Regions from separate parts of the Homo sapiens genome. Here region 1 is linked to region 2. A link is a loop called in an ENCODE intact Hi-C map of the cell type or tissue named here. Cell type or tissue: psoas muscle. All regions are shown on one strand. Links, peaks and the distances in the headings refer to the core of each region. The heading gives the core; the rest is flanking DNA.

Region 1 (2,917 bases), core at 140-2,639, 200 kb before region 2:
TAATTGTGATAGCAACTATGTGACCCACAAAGCTGAAGATGTTTACCATTTGGCCGTATGTTACAGAAGGAAGGTTCATGGCTGGGCATGGTGGCTCACGTCTGTCATCCCAGCACTTTGGGAGGCTGAGGCAGGAGGATCACAGGAGCCCAGAAGTTCCAGACCAGCCTGGGAAACATGATAAGACCCATCTCTACAAAAAAAAAATTAAAAATTACAGTCAGACGCGGTGGCTCATGCCTGTAATCCCAGCACTTTGGGAGGCCGAAGAGGGCAGATCACTTGAGGTCAGGAGTTCGAGACCAGTCTGGCCAACGTGATGAAACCCTTCATCTCTACTAAAAGTACAAAAGAATTAGCCAGGCGTGGTGGCATGCTCCTGTAGTCCAGGCTACTTGGGAAGCTGAGGCAGGAGAGTTGCTTGAACCTGGGAGGTGGAGGTTGCAGTGAGCCGGGATCGTGCCACTGCACTCCAGCCTGGGTGACAGAGTGAGACTTTGTCTCAAAAAAAAAAAAAATTAGCCAGGCATGATGTTATGCACCTGTAGTCCCAGCTACTCAGGGAGGCTGAGTTGGGAGGATTACTTGAGCCCAGAAGGTTGAGGCTGCAGTGAGCCAAGCTGTGATTGCTCCACTGCACTTCAGCCTGGGTGACAGAGTGAGACCCTGTCTCAAAACTAAACTAAACTAAAATAAAAAGTTTGGCAATTCCTGTTTTAAGCTTTTGGAGTAATTTTTTTTTTCTTGCACAGCAGTAGATACCTAATATGGAGGAAACTGACAATGCTTTAATTTGTGTTGAGAGCACCCAGCAACACAAACTCTTGCCATGATGTTGTTTACTTTTTTCCCCTTCTTGATACATATTTGTTTTGTTGTAGTTTGTGTGTTTTTTGTTTGTTTGGTTTTTTGCAAATCAGTATCAGGCCTTGTGTCCCATGAGGCTCTGCTGCTCAAAGGGTGGTCCTTGGTCCCAGCAGCATCAGCACCAGCACAGACAACCCTTTAAAAACAACAGACATTTTTTTTTTCTCGGGGTTTTTTCTGTTCTCATTTCAAAACTATTCTTCATTTCTCCTCTTGGCAAGAGCTGTGGTTTACATGTAAACTATTGCTGTCTCTGCAGAAGAAAATCACTTTCCCTACCTTTAAATGAGTTGACTTCTCATTCCATTGTTCGTGGCCTGTGTTGGTGATGCCTGTAGTAGTTGTTTCATTTCCAGTTGCATGGTGGACAGAACAATAAGCAAATCCCCCACGTGGAGGCAAGCTTTGCTGTTTTCAATTCTGTGCTAACCAGCCTTACGCACATGCTGTGAATTTGAGAACCTCCTTTGCCGAAGCCGGGAAAGCTTGTCTGGATTAGAAAAGTCCTCCATAGAAACCTGACACTGTCCTGAGCTGGAGTATTTGGAATCACACACAGGAAAGGCTGGGTATTTGCTGACCTGCCTGAATGGCAGAATGTGTGTGCGGTTGTCTCCAATTACAGCACTCCAGGAAGCATCACCCCAAAAGTGCGCTTGCTATGAACCACAGCGTGTCCTTCGGCTAATCCTCGTTAGCTGAGGTGGATTCTCTTTCTACATGTACCCTCTTTTCGAAGTGGTATCCTTCCTGCAGTCTTTTCATGCCTTGGCCTAAGACTCTGGACACAGGCCTAGCTTTGCCCCCACCAGATCCATTCGATAGTTTTTCATGAATCACCAGCTCTCCTGGAGAAACTCAGGGTTCTAATTATTGAAGAACCATGCATAGGGAACTGGAGATAAGCCACGGGTAAGACTTTCCCACATGTTTCCTAAAAAGGGAAGAAGGTCTCATTGGAAGCCCCCTAACATTCAAATGGCAGGAGCTGTCTGATTTCCACCCAAGAATCCAGCTCTGAGTTAGTGGTGGGATCTAATCACCAATCATTCTCTGGGCAATTCCTCATTTTTTGCTTTCCGTCTACAATGACCCCATCACTGGAAGTGGAGCTTGCCCTGGGGAATGCTATATTGAAAAAGGCCTTGCTCTCTGATCTTTCTCAGTCCTCCTACAGGTGATCGTTCATTCTCTTCCTCCGCCTTCCCATGCCATGCTGATGATTAACATTCAACAGATCTGATTCTGCCCTGCCTTCTTCCTGTTGCTCATTCCACTGAGCCTCTCGAGCTCTGAGCTGAAAACCAAGATGATAAGGATGAGGTCTTTGGCCTCAGGGAGGAGCTTCCTGCTTAGTTATCCAGTTATACCTATAAAGGAATAATCCTAGTACTGTGTGATTAATGATCTAAAGGACATTCAAGAGCTATGGGATCCTTGAGGAAGGAGTGTGTAATTATTTATCTGGAGAAGTGGGATGGGGCAAGAGATTCCAGGCAGTGGGAAAAAACATACCAGATAGAGGCACAGGGCCATGAAACCACATGGGGAAGAGCTTATAAGCAGTTCCTTCAGAGAAACAGTCTTTTCATAAATCTCGTCTTAGAAGCTCTGTGTGGAAGGGGCCAGTGGGGGAGGAGGGGCAGTGACATTCAAGAGCGTTTTAAATCACCTCCCCACATTGTATGGGACTAAGGTGAGTCCTGTCTGGAGTTGATGCTTGGATAGAAAAAATGCATATGATCCTGTACTCTGACTGTTGGAAGAGGGCTACATAGAGGGAGACAGAAAAAAATTCTACTCCTTATGAATTCTTTTTCTTAAAATGTTGCTGAAGGTAGCTCTACAAAATTAATCCCTGGCCAGGTCTTGCATGGTTCCTGGCCTTTTCTTCACAAAATTGAGACCCCATGAACCTCCCTGTCTTCTCATCTGTAGGCTCACACTAATCCCTAGGCTCTAAGATCAAGCCAGACTGGGGTATAAGTAACCTATATGGAATTTCCACACAAATCAGGAAAAGGCATCTTCTTCTGTGTGGTCCAGGGCA
Region 2 (2,917 bases), core at 174-2,673:
CAGTCAATGGAAAAAGGTTGAAGATGCAGGCAACGTCCTTGTTTTGTCCTTGGCAAGTTCCTCTTATGGTTGCAAGATGGCTGCCACAAGTTCAAGTGTCACAAGAAAATATGACTTAAGTTTCCTGGAAGAAGACACACTTTTTTTTTTTTTTTCCTAGGTTGTTGCTATCAGTGAGAAAAATTTTTCCCTAAAGCCTCATAGCAGATGCTACCTTGTCCCTCTCTCCTCTCTTCATAGGTCAGCATTGCACACAAGCCAGTGCCTAAATGAGTCAAGGTCAAGGGGAATAGTACCGCTGTGATTGGCATAAATGGATCGTGATTCATCTTAGGTTGTGGCTGGGGTCTACTTCCTTGGAAGTTGATGGCCTCGGGTTGAGAGTAGATACGTGAGCACAGTCAGGGTTTGGTTAGAAAGTGAGGGGGTGAATGGTGTTGTGCAGTTAACAGTGACATCCTTGTCTACTAGTTCTGCCACCACTACACTTAGATACAAACTTCGGAGGAGAAAAAGAAAATGTGCTTGCCTTTGGATTTGGAATTTTAGGTGACTTTTTTTCCTCTTATATGCCATTTCCTTCTATGATCAAGTAGCACTTTTACAATCAAATCAAATCAATGGTTTATTTAAAAATTATTTAAAAATTGAAAATGCCAATTTTGTCAATAAATATATATAGAAGAAATAATTTTTTTTTTCAATGCTTTAAACATTTCAAAAGTTCCCTGCCATTGTCTTATTCCTTTCAGGGAGAGGAGAACATATAATTATATCTTGTAGTTTCTGATTATGTGTATACTAAGAGGACTACTCTGTCCCTCAGTCCATAGTGCACACCCACCTGTGGTCTCTATGGCTTGCACTGAGTGCTGAGGCCAGCCTGGCTCAGATAGAATTGTTAGTTCATTGGCTAGATGGGTCAGGATTCTTTAGAATGCAAATTCTTGAATCAGGAGTACAAACAGGAACATCTTCCCTTTTCTACACACTCATTCCCCTCCTCGAAGGGAAAGCTGTCCCGTAGTTAGCTTATTCGTCATTCTTTTCAGACTTTAAAATTAATGCCACCTTAAGTTTATACAGTATTCTTGTAGTACTCCTAACTTTTCTGTTTTGCTGTATGTGTACATTGTAGAAAGATTAAATCAAGCTAATTAACATGTCCATTACCTCACTTACCTTTGTGTGTGTGTGTGTGTGTGGTGAGAACCTTTAAATCTACTCTCTTAGCAATTTTGAAATACAGTAGGATCCCCACCCACTGTTTTACTTTCAGCAGTTTGTTACCTGTGGTCAGATGAAGTCCAAAAATATTAAATACAATAGATATTTTGAGAAAGAGACAAACATCACATTCACATAACTTTTATTACAGTATATGGTTATAATTGTTGTATTTTATTATTGTTAATCTCTTACTGTGCTTGATGAAAAAGCATAGTATATATATAGGGTTTGTTACTATCTGCAGTTTCAGGTATCCACTGGGGTTCTTGGAATGTATCCCCTGTAGATAAGGGGGACACCTGTGTATGTTGTTACAAGTATGATCACTGTGTAAAAGCACTTTTGTATTTCATTCTTGTTCCTTCTCAATCGCAGGTCTGGGTGCTTTCTGTGCTGTGAAAGGCAGACAAATAATGTAAATCCTAAACACTTGAGTGTTGTAAATTTACAAAATGAGAATTGCTCAATGGTTGTTTCTTTTTGAGAGTAACAAATAGACTGTGATAAATGGCCAGAGTAGGCTTCTGAACTGGTATTAGTTTTTTGGATAGAATTTAGAAAGACTTGTACTACCAATATAATTTTTGTCTCAGATAAATGCAATAGTATTTCCCTACTCAGTAGTTCCTCAGATGCTATTTAAACTGAGCTATATTTCAGCTTTATTTATAGGCTGCAAATTGTTCCTTATTTGGCTGAATCTTGTGGTTATGATATAATGAAAAGTAGTTACTGAGATCACTGGTGCAAATCTGTAGCTTGGAAATCCTCATTTTAGAAATGATTATTTTGACTCCCAAGTTAAATAGTAAAAAATAGACTTATGTTTTTAGTTTTAGCTATGTATATTGAGAAACTGTGGCCCTACGGTGGCTGTTAGGGATTAGTGGATTAGGTTGTTTTTAAATAAGACATTTCAGTTTAGTATCTCTACTTGAATAAAACAGTTTCAAATTTGTGATTCATATGATATACTGATTGCCCTACGGTAACTTCTGTTTTATTTAATTAAAATTGTTAACATTCTTTTTTATACTCTTAAGCACCTCCCTCCACCCTCACCCCCCTTTTTGACTCAAATTTTATTGTGAGTTGGTGTATAGTTAGGAATTTGAAGAGCACTTTTTTTGTTTATTTTATCTTTTCGGTTACTATGCATACTATGTGTGTCAACTCTTAAACCTGCAGGGGGTCATTTTGGCCATCAACTAGTTTTAGGGCTTTCGCCTCCTAAAGAATATGAATTATGGTTGTAATTTTTACAGTTTAAAAAACAAGATGGCATATGAAGAATCTTTATTTCATTATGAAAATAGAACATGGATGCTTAATCCTCTGTATTGAAAGTAACTTGTAGTGAAATACTTCCTAGTGTTCTCTTCTTCTAGTTGTCCATATGTAGTATGTATAACTATAGACCTTGATGATTTAAGTTGAGCACAGTTTAGTGTCAGGTTCCTTTCAGTGATGCATGAGATTGGTTATATGATCTAGTGAGTGTTATTTAGAAATTAATTCACCAGACCCGGGTGTGGTGGCTCATGCCTGTAATCCCAGCACTATGGGAGGGCGAGGCAGGCAGATCACCTGAGGTCAGGAGTTCGAGACCAGCCTGGCCAACATGGTGAAACCCTGTCTCTACTAAAAATATGAAAATTATCTGGGCGTGGTGATGCTCGCCTGCAAT

What was found. Peaks named below come from ENCODE experiments on the same cell type or tissue, not always from the same donor. Only the 100,000 strongest peaks of a DNase experiment are listed, where the experiment ranks them.
Region 1: a loop joins it to region 2, with 4 times the contacts of the local background. A loop is called at or near these places in 19 of 110 quality-filtered maps.

What each region holds. Positions count from the first base shown.
Region 1 is chr21:29,103,231-29,106,147 of GRCh38, forward strand. It overlaps a transcript of MAP3K7CL not described here. Among named protein-coding and RNA genes, the nearest start is that of MAP3K7CL, 26 kb to the right of the region's middle. RefSeq lists enhancers at 1,049-1,108, 1,139-1,218. In psoas muscle, for the core only: a CTCF peak has its summit at 1,241; no DNase peak of the experiment used is centred there; H3K27ac peaks cover 1,571 bases.
Region 2 is chr21:29,306,223-29,309,139 of GRCh38, forward strand. All of the region lies in intron 1 of BACH1 (BTB domain and CNC homolog 1), which reads left to right. Among named protein-coding and RNA genes, the nearest start is that of BACH1, 8.8 kb to the left of the region's middle. In psoas muscle, for the core only: no CTCF peak of the experiment used is centred there; no DNase peak of the experiment used is centred there.